Linked DNA regions of Homo sapiens: region 1 is linked to region 2. Evidence: chromatin loops called from intact Hi-C (ENCODE). Cell type or tissue: PC-9. All regions are shown on one strand. Links, peaks and the distances in the headings refer to the core of each region. The heading gives the core; the rest is flanking DNA. Region 1 has its middle 54 kb from the start of SORBS2. Region 2 holds the start of LOC124900828 (a long non-coding RNA gene).

Region 1 (5,380 bases), core at 272-5,271, 100 kb before region 2:
TATGGGGTTCTTTAATTTTTTAGCTATGAAATAAAGCATAAAAAGAAGATAAAGGTCTCTACAGGAACACAGATTATTATTTACAAAGATTAACCACAAGCTTTCCATGTTTTCCATCCTATTTATTGTGGTCTGCAAGATAAGGTGAAGTATGCAATGGCTAACTCTTGTGTTATAGTTAATTTTAACTCTCTTATCAATAAGCAGATGCCTTTTCAAGTTATAAAAAGTGTGCCATTATTACTATCAACTGGAGAGAATGAGGTCATTGTTCTCATTATACTATAAAAAGCCGGAGTGTAACAGAAGGGCAAAAACATACCTCAAGAAAAACACTCATGCCACCAACAAAATACCTTTGAAGCAAAGAATATCACATTGAATTTTCCCCACAACTAAACATTAGATTCAAAGAAAGAGATTAAAAGCCCTGAAAAGAAGTGGTCTCTTAGAATTAAAGGACCACGTTTATTTTTGTGATGCTCCGTTTATTACTTGTACAGTAAGACTTTTACATGCTGATTTGTAAACTTTTCTATAAAGCAAAAAACTAGGATAGAAACATCCAGCTGAAACTTACTATTACATTTGAAGATTTGAAATCATCACCACTATCACTATATTTGCTTCATCAAATTTAATTTTAAAGATTTGGGAAGTGGAGGCAGGCAAAGAATTATTTAACAGTTTACTAAGAGAAAACGCCTTGGTAAGAGCAAATAGATCACTGAACGGCCGGGTGCGGTGGCTCACGCCTATAATCCCAGCACTTTGGGAGGCCAAGGCAGTCAGATTGCTTGAGGTCAGGAGTTCGAGACCAGCCTGGCCAACATGGTGAAACCCTGTCTCTACTAAAAACACAAAAAATTACCCGGGCATGGTGTCAGGTGCCCGTAATAACAACTACTTGGGAGGCCGAGGTAAGAGAATTGCTTGAACCCAGGAGGCAGAATTTGCAGTGAGCTGAGACGAAGCCACTGCACTCCAGCCTGGGCGATAGAGTGAGACTCTGTCTCAAAAAAAAAAGAAAAAGAAAAGCATATCCTGGACGGTGGGTTGTGTGTACTGAGAATGGGGGAAGGATGAACGGGAGGGGCGGACAGCAGAAGAGGAGGAGCCGATGCTTTGGGCTCAATCTTTACCTGCCCCGCCTGGTCCATATTCTTGCTACCTTCCCAGCTCCCAAAATGAAAGCTCAGTTTCGACATTACCATGGGCATCTTTCTGTTGCGTTTTCCTGTCTTTGATATGGCTGCCAAGATGGAGTAATTTAGAGTTCCCTTTATTATTCAAAGAGAATAGTTCACATAAGTTTAGTTATCAACCTCCAACTCAAGTGACGGAAACGTTAAGAGGTGCGGTGACAACAGCGCACCGCGGCCCCCTGCACAGGAACAAGGGGCGGGAATTTCAGGGACTCCACTGTGGCTGCTGCATCTACCTGCTGGCTTCCACTCCTTGCCCCACTCCCCCATCCTCATCAACACCCACTAATTTAACTCTATTGGAAATCATCCTCCTGGTTGAAGTGTCATATGCAAACCTCAGACCTAAAATCAGCAGATGTATTATTACCGGTCTCCCTTGAGAACTGGTTAAAAAACAACAACAAAAATAAGAACAAAACCTGAAAGACTTAGGAGATCTATAGGCTTTAACGGGTATTAAGTTCTGGAATGGGAACACGGAAACGTACAGAACACCATTTCAAGAACATCCTTCCTAAAGGAATGAGTTCATCCACTCAGGACATTTTCAAGGCACTCTTAGCCTAACTTTTAGACGTTTCCTTCCACTTTAAGCACGTTATATTTTTCTTTAGTCCTCGATAATGTGACCTCTGGTTCTGGTCTCAGAGAACGCTAGTCAAGCTGTGGCACCATCGGGTTTTAAAGTCTGCTCCCAATTTTTTATCAGATACTGTACTATGAAAATTCTAGCTCTTTCTTGATAAACATGCCTTTTAATTTATCTTACACAAGGTGCTGAGATTTTTCTTTTAATGATAAAACAGGGTTGGCTCTGAAATACCAACTGTCCACAAACTGGTTTCAAATGGCATGATGTAACTAGGCTTTTTGCCATGGGTCTCTGTGAACTCTCGCCCAGGAAATGCAGGTTTTGATATGTACAAATTGCCAAAGGAAATTCCAGAAGGCCTAGAAAGCCTAAAAAATGCAGCCATATTTAAGAGTGTTTTCTGTTTTCTAATTCTTGCATTGGTTTCTGTGGTTAAAAGATTCCTGTCACCAGCCAGTTGTCATTGTAAGATACTGATTACCAAGGAGTGGCCGGGGTTGCTAGCGTTCCCTGAGTACCAGTGCTGAGATTAAATGTGCCAGTGTTCCCAGCCTCTCAGCAAACAAACCAAGCGCAGTGTTTACCAGGAAGCTGAAATGGAGAACCTGTCCCAAATCAGACTTAATTTCATTTAATTCACTTACCCTAATTGTTAGTAAGAAGACTGAATTTAAATTAAACACTTTGCCTTGGAACTGGGTTTTACTTAAATAGAACTGTCCCTCCTATGGAAAACAAGTATACACTCACATGCATATTGCACTTAATGCACATTCAATTTTGTAAGGGACATGAGCCCCATTCAAGAGCGTCATGTTTCTTCCTCCTGTTTCTTGTTCCATCCTATACAGTGGAGGTAATAACGGATTCGCTTGCTTTAGTTCAAATCATTAGAAAGAATTATTTCTAGGCAAAACAGAGACAGTTTCACCTCATTTCTCTTTTTTCTCCATCTCAAAATTGACAGTTCTAATCTACATAACAAATTATACTTTATGACAAGCTACTTGTTTCCTATCTTGAATATTGTCTTGAAACCTCAGTAAAACTCGTAGATTACTGCCACCTTGCAATTTATTTTATCACTATTGCTACCATATCCTGAATTGCCAGCACCAATAAATGTACATTTCTTAATACAAATTGCTTGTTTCAGTGTGCATTCTATGCCCAAGCATTGGCATTACAGAACAAGGGAATAAAGGCAGGACTCTGAGTTATGAGAAAATAACACAGTGCTCTAATGAGGAGAGATCTCCTTCAGGAGTAACGCAATGTATACTAAAATATTAAAGGTTTATTTTATTTTATTTTATTATTTATTTATTTATTTTGAGATGGAGTCTCACTCTTTCACCCAGGCTGGAGTGTGGTGGCGCCAGCTTGGCTCACTGCAACCCCCGCCTCCCAGGTTCAAGCGATTCTCCTGCCTCAGCCTCCTGAGTAGCTGGGATTATAGGCATGCACCACCACACTCGGCTAATTTTTGTATTTTTAGTAGAGATGGGGTTTCACCATGTTGATCAGGCTGGTCTCGAACTCCTGGCCTCGTGATCCGCCCGCCTCAGCCTCCCAAAGTGCTGGGATTAGAGGCATGAGCCACCGCGCCTGGCCAGAAGGTTTATTTTAAAGATGAAAATAGAACTTCCTATTAGCAAAGGGCTAAATAACTTTTAGCTACTTTAGGCTTTGAGTTATGACAAGATGATCCCTCTTCACCTGATATGAAAACAGGCACGAGTAGAGAGAAAATGCACCAGGGTGGACGGACTTCCTGTCATGTCTGCAAGATCTATGTTTGCATATCTTTTATTTCATTTTCATCTATAATACAGTAGGTGGACAATCTTAGTCCAAGAAGTCAGAGGGAGGAATGATCACATTTCTTGTTTAAGTCAGCTCAAATTTGAGTTCAACCATTGGACTGACAGGAAATGAAACCCAAATCATCCCTGCTTGCTTGCTTCCTTGAGCTCTATTCCTGTCATGCAAAGGTCCTGACACCGGTCTAGGCTAGGATTGAAGGGAGGTCCCAGGCATTAGGACAGATGTAGTCCATTATCGACTCTCTCTAAATTACCTTCAGGTCTGGGGACTCTACTGCTTGTTGCCATACTTGGCTCTGGGAGTCCCCAGAGAGGCTGGGGCACCTACACCTCGAGGGGGCACCGTCTCTAGGGGCATTACACAGCTAACCCTCAGGGGTCCCACCAACTATTCATAGCACAAATAGTGTCCCAGCTCTATCTCATCTGTTAGAAAATCTCTCCCTCTTGAGGCCTTTAAAGGCCAAGTCCTTTCTTCCCTTCCTTCGGGACATTCCCTAATCTCAGTTCATTTCAGCCTCCATAAAAGACAATAAGTGCCTCTAACTTCCAACAGGAATTTAGTTAGAGGGGTAGAGTAACAAATAGAAATTAAAAGCTTCTACTTTCCTTTCTCTTTTCTTTTCTTTTTTTCTTTCTTTTTTTTTTTTTTTGAGGCAGAGTCTCACTCTGTCACCCAGGCTGGAGTGCAGTGGCACGATCTTGGCTCACTGCAACTTCCGCCTCCCGGGTTCAAGCGATTCTCCTGCCTCAGCTTCCCGAGTAGCTGGGATTACAGGCGTGTGCCACCATGCCCAGCTAATTTTTTGTATTTTCAGTAGAGACAGGGTTTCACTATGTTAGCCAGGATGGTCTCAATCTCCTGATCTCGTGATCCACCCACCTCGGCCTCCCAAAGTGCTGGGATTACAGGCATGAGCCACCGTGCCCAGCCGAAAGCTTCTACTTTCTAAAAGACACCCCAGCTCCTAAAATTTCAAGAAGGAGGGATTAGTGCTAGGTTGAGGGGCGTGGAGGGAAAAAACGAAGACGACACAGACAAATGAATATTTTAGTAAATTGCCTCACCACTATTTAATATCATGAGTGTTGGCTAAGCACCACGTTTTTTGTGCCACCACCGGTTGTAATTTTTTTCATGTTGTGCCCTCTCTGTAAAGCCTGTTTAGGGGAATAGAGAAAAGCTAAAGGTGTTCGGCAAAACAGTGACAGGGACGCTGTCTCCATCACCAGGGGCAAGTCATGCTGTGTCAATATTCTACCAAAGAGTATTATTTTTGAATCAGTAGAGAAAAATCCCTTGTCTCAGGCAGTGGTTGGACACTTTGTCAGCTATAAATCACATGTTCGTTAAGTTAGCACAGAATATTCCACTTTAAATACAGGGTAATGAAGACAAACAGAATCCCAGGGGTTCAACCTGGAGGAGAAACAATGCTGATTTTATGGAGCATATGAGAAATACACAATCGCAGCAAACTTCTGAACGCTTGGACTGTTGGCCAAGAACTTGCCTTTGGTGGTGAGCAAGTGAAAACTGACCAGAACTCTGCCTAGTGTGGAAGAGGAGAGTACCACATCAACAAACCAGGCACTGGAATGGGCAGGTGGTTTTCTATTCCAAACAGCAAACTCTAAGAATAGCGATCTTATAAATAATTGAGAGAAAATATTTTCTTAATCTTTCTGACTCACTGGAGAACTGCATTGTGACACTTTTTCTTAATCTTTCTGACTCACTGGAGAACTGCATT
Region 2 (5,380 bases), core at 294-5,293:
ATAAATCTAATCCGCTTTAATTGGGTTTGCCAGGAGTGATTACAGACTTTTTCTTACATCTTTGCTTTCAGAAAGTAATTGGATAACTTCTTATGCTATATGGAAATGCAGTAGCTAACAAAATGGCAGACTTCCTATTTAATTAAATTTGTACATCTCCAACACAAACTTGACTATACAGATTTACAGTAATGAAATCTCTAAAGTTTTTAAATATAAGTTTTAACTGCCAATTCCAATTCCAAAAACAGGGATATAAAAGACAGTTTTGAGAATTAACCAATGCGATAAAAAGGGAGCCCCTTTCCTTAGCACAATTTCTCACTGTCTACTGTAGTTTCATTCTTTTGAGTCTGTCATTGCCTTTGTCTTTTCACTTCAAAGCCATATTCAGCTTCAGATCTCAAACACAATGCAGTGGGCTGGTGTCTGCTTACTAGAGCTGAAATGCCTTGTTTTGGAAGTGCCTTAACAGCTAAACTTATTGGTCTAGATTTACCACCTTGACCTACTTCATTCATTTATTTTCATGAAAATGGAGACTTCTGATGCTTATTCACATGAAAGCATCCATTAGACCAGAGTTCAGATAAAAATAAGGACGTTTCTGATAAATTGCTTCATTCACATTAGCTCTTCTGGGCAATAGGTAGGAGGAAATAAAACACTTATATCTCTACAAGTAATTCATGAGGAGCACAGATGTTTTTACACTAAACCATGTTATAAAATGTGATAAAAGTCTCTGATAAAAATAAATTATCCTCAACCCAACTTCTGGAGGGGCCACAGGACAACTTTCTCTTTGCCCTCTGAAGGGTCACTGAAAATGAACAGACAAAAAGAAGATTAAGCCGGACGCAGTGGCTCACCTCTGTAATCCCAGCACTTTGGGAGGCCGAGGCGGGTGGATCACATCAGATCAAGAGTTCAAGACCAGCCTGGACAACATGGTGAAACCCCATCTCTACTAAAAATATAAAAATTAGCTGGGCGTGGTGGCACACGCCTGTAATCCCAGCTACTCAGGAGGCTGAGGCAGGAGAATCGCTTGAACCTGGGAGGCTGAGGTTTCAGTGAGCCGAGATTGTGCCATTGCACTCCAGCCTGGGCGACAGAGCAAGACTCAGTCTCAAAACAAAATAAAAGGCAAATTAATAGGAGAAAAGGCACACACACATTTCTATTTTAACTTGTATAGCACTGGGGAATTGCAGAATGATTACCCAGTGGGGTACAGACGCTTAGACACCCCTCTTCATACAACAAATGTGGCGATTTGTGGAACAGTGAATGATTTTTAGGGGAAAATGAATGGACTTGGAGAACATACGATGGCCTGGGACAAAACGTGTTGTGACTGGAGATCAGGCAATTGTTTGTGACAAAAGTGTACCCAGGGGTGTTGATGGACTTCGGTCTTTCTTCCTGTGATATGAGTGCAGTTAATGAAACTCAGGGAAGGCAGTTGTGTTCTTTTGGCCAGTCTGGTTTCTAGGAAGATAAAGGATCCTCAGAGAACAACTTCATTCTGTTCCTTGGGAGAGACAAAACATTGAGAAATGGGGGTGAGGGGTAGGTCAGAGAGACCTTGGGATCGCTTCTTCAATCCAGCATGTCAAAGGGCCATATGTTGGAGTTCAGGTTTCTGAGACACAACACTTCCTGTTGTAGCAGCAGAAAAGGAGTGATCCGTTTCCTCCCTGTCATAGGGGTCAAAACGGACACCTCTGAAACAAAGACAGATTAACAAGAGAAAAGCCCAACAAATATATTCGACCACAGCTTTACAATACACAGGAGCCTTCGGAATGAAGACCCAAAGGTACCGGGGAAACTCTCTGATTGTGTGCCCAGGTTTCAGGGAGCAGGGACAGTCATGCAGAAATGTGACCGGACAGAAGGAAATGATGTAATGGTAACAGGCTAACTAGGGACACTCGGTGAGGCCTGTCTGTTCAGATCTTGCTCAGCCTCTCTGTGTAGCTTTCCTTCCTCGCAGGTATCCGGCAGGACCCTTTCTGTAATGGGGGGCCTATTACCTACCATTAAATAAGATAGGTCAGAAAATTTTTTCTGGCCAATTCTTACACAGAAAAACAGCCAAAAGTGAAAGTGCCTTTAGGCTACACGTTGGCTTTGGGGAAAAGGAACTCTGGTTTCTGTGACACTCGTTGGGGCAGAGAGATTCTAGTTCCTGCGACTGGCCTCAGGGGAGAATGGGGCTGAGAGACAGGAGGGTGAGAGAAGGTCACAGGGAAACTTCGCTTCTGAGGCTGCTTCTGCCGTCTTCACTTTGAAGCATCATTTTTCTGAGCCTCAACATTCTTCAGTCTGAAACTTCCCCCCAGTAGTTTTTTTGTTTGTTTGTTCATTTGTTTTGAGACAGAGTCTCACTCTGTCGCCAGGCTGGAGTGCAGTGGGGCGATCTCGGCTCACTGCAACCTCTGCCTCCCTGGTTCAAGCGATTCTCCTGCCTCAGCCTCCCGAGTAGCTGGGATGACAGGCACCCACCACCACACTGGGCTTATTTTTGTATTTTTAGTAGAGACGGGGTTTCACCATGTTGGCCAGGCTGGTCTTGAACTCCTAACCTCAGGTGATTCACCCACCTCGGCCTCCCAAAGTGCTGGGATTACAGGTTTGAGCCACCACGCCCGGCCCCCATAGGTAGTTTGACAGTCCACGGATCGGGTTGGTGGATTGTCTCCCAGGCTGTTCCCAGGCTCTCAGTCCTGAGAAGAGGCCTTTCAGCTAATCAGTTGACAGTTGTGTCTCATTTCAGCAGCAGTGTTGCAGACTGGCTTCCACCGAAGTCAGGCCCCAAATAGTGTGAACAGTCATGTACGTAGCAAAGGGCATTTCTAGGGAAAGAAAAGAAAACAAACCTTTGGGTCTAGAGGGCAGCCAGTCAAGATTTTCAGATGTTAGACTTGAAGCATCTTCATATGGAGTGAGAGCAGACAGTGGCAATCTGGGATTTTTCCGGTTCGCAGTTTGCATCCGGTGAGCTTTCTAAGTGGCCCATATAGTAATAGGCAGAAAGTTTATTTCTACATAAAACTGCTGTGGTGATTTCTCCAAAGGCTATATCAGACCATCCAGTTTTAGTCTGCAGGGTTTCAGGAAAGTGCAGTTTTCATTTCAGTGATTCCAAGCTGGAAGGGTGGAGAAAAATTACAAATACTACTTTGGTGAGTCATAGTCAAATATTGCAGGAAACTAAAATAATTCAAGATCTGGTCCAGATTGTAGGTAGATAGTAAACCCTCAAAAACAATGAGGTAGAGTCTAATAACAGGTGCACTAGAGTTGTCTTCTGAAATATAATTTTTATTTCTCTAGTCCACCTATCAAAAAACATAAAAAATATGTTTCAAACAAAAAGTCATTAAAACAAGACTAATTTGTTCATAAGAAAAGTTTAGTCTTTAGTCTTTATGATTTTTTACATAAGTATAGCAAGAATAGTGATCAACCATATAGGCACTTTTTAAATTGGCTTTGTGGGGAACTTTTTCATAAGGAACCTCAGACTGGACTTTCTAAAAGCCTCTCAGGTCTCAGGAGCCAAGCCAAGGACGCACCTCAGGACTGTACTTACACAAACAACTGTTTTGCCTTAAAACTAGAATACTCGCAGTTGCCAAATTTTGGAGGGATCAGGTAGGGACAAAGGTAAATGTTTCAATTTTGCTCATAAAAATATACGTTAGCAAATTGCTGCAAGCTATAGATAGCATAGAAGAGTTTCCTTAACAATGCAGATAAAAACATAAAAAATATGTTTCAAACAAAAAGTCACTAAAAAGTCATAATCCTTTGTGAGTTCAGTCCCATGTAATTAATTCTTGTTCTGCCAATGTAAGTTAGGATTTTCTTGAGTCCAGTTTTTCCATTCGAGTTATGGAAACTCAGTCCAATGGTATGAACTCAGAGTTAGAATTATTTTTGTTCTTTCCATATATTTCCTTGAAGACACAACATTTTAGGACTCTAATCACTTGCAAAGAGCTTTCAGAAAAAAACATCAAAATAAAGCAATTAACTGTGGACAGTAAGATGTAAAATGGCTATGGTTAAAGATATGATAGGAATTCACAATAATAATGATGCAACTGTCAAGAAAATTTGGTCCTCTCTGTGGCACACAACATTTTAACATTAGCGTTATGACTGATAACATATACTAAAACATAATTTCTAGGATTTCTAGGAATCTCTTACAATTTTGGAACACATATGTCAATAACATATTCACACAAATATAACCTCAAAGAAGGTTAAACATCATTTCTTATTTGACAATGTTTGTCATATAATTTAACATATCAAGTAAGTCTAATTTAATGTCTTTCTTGGATTTCCAGGGGCCCTCCTATAATGTCTAAAAGTTACTTTGAGGTCAAAAAGACTTAATTTTGATTTGGGGAAAGTTGCCAAAATAAAGGTTGCCATCACAGATCATTATGAGAAAAATAACCACTTATTTAAACAAAAGATCTAATAAACACAGTGTGATGCACATGGAATATTTTTTCTTTCTCTTCTTTTTTCTTTTGTAGTTTATTCAAAAGGGAAACAAAAATCCTTTATTATCTCTTCTCTTATAATACATTTATTTATTCTTAGTTTAACCACATAAGCTCCTCTGTTATATTTTCAACTATTTTATCTAATTAATATAATATACAACATTAAAAAACTATTCTGAAATGATCTTTAAACGTACTCTAAACTAGATAAAATTACTTTTCTAAACAAAACACATATTTTTCATTTTTTGTAACTTTTTTCATCAGAAATACCTCTTGTTTTGCTTGTATATTTTGCGTATAAAATTGGTCTTCTTATTTTTGGTAGTTTTCATTAAATGTATTAATTGTAATTTTAACTCTTAGTAGCCTTAATTTTTACTGAAAACCTAGAAGTAAGCAATTTTGACTGTTTGCACTAGTAATTTATAAATACACATTTTAAAATTATTAGAAACATTAGTTTTTTAGAATCTTCGTATGTTTATTAACAAATCCAAATACATTTTGCTTTTTAAAATAACCTATAAAAACAAAATGCCAAAGTATATAAACTGGAACTTATGCTTATTAATTAATCTTTCAGTACCTTAACTTATTTAGAAATGACTCAGACGTTTCATGATGATCTATTATTTAACTTAATATAACACAACTTTCAGATTTTAAATTATTTTTAAAAATCTTTGAACCTAGGACAAGTTTATTTAGAAATGTTTATTCCATTTACCTAATTTACTCATTCTTAACAATTATATTTGAATTGCTCACGGAAAACAAAGCTAACCATAGAAGTTATTTTTGAAAAAGCAAGACCAAGCTAGCCCTGCAACAGCCAGCTTTGT

The links. Hi-C counts contacts between places; a loop is a spot of excess contacts. Peaks named below come from ENCODE experiments on the same cell type or tissue, not always from the same donor. Only the 100,000 strongest peaks of a DNase experiment are listed, where the experiment ranks them.
Region 1: a loop joins it to region 2, with 16 times the contacts of the local background. A loop is called at or near these places in 1 of 110 quality-filtered maps.

What each region holds. Positions count from the first base shown.
Region 1 is chr4:185,863,896-185,869,275 of GRCh38, forward strand. It overlaps a transcript of SORBS2 not described here. Among named protein-coding and RNA genes, the nearest start is that of SORBS2, 54 kb to the left of the region's middle. In PC-9, for the core only: no CTCF peak of the experiment used is centred there; a DNase peak (open chromatin) is centred at 2,186; H3K4me3 peaks cover 724 bases; H3K27ac peaks cover 2,566 bases.
Region 2 is chr4:185,964,000-185,969,379 of GRCh38, forward strand. It overlaps LOC124900828 (a long non-coding RNA gene), which reads left to right and starts at 1,250. Exons shown (of 2, transcript XR_007058417.1): 1 at 1,250-1,825. In PC-9, for the core only: no CTCF peak of the experiment used is centred there; a DNase peak (open chromatin) is centred at 3,192; H3K27ac peaks cover 1,762 bases.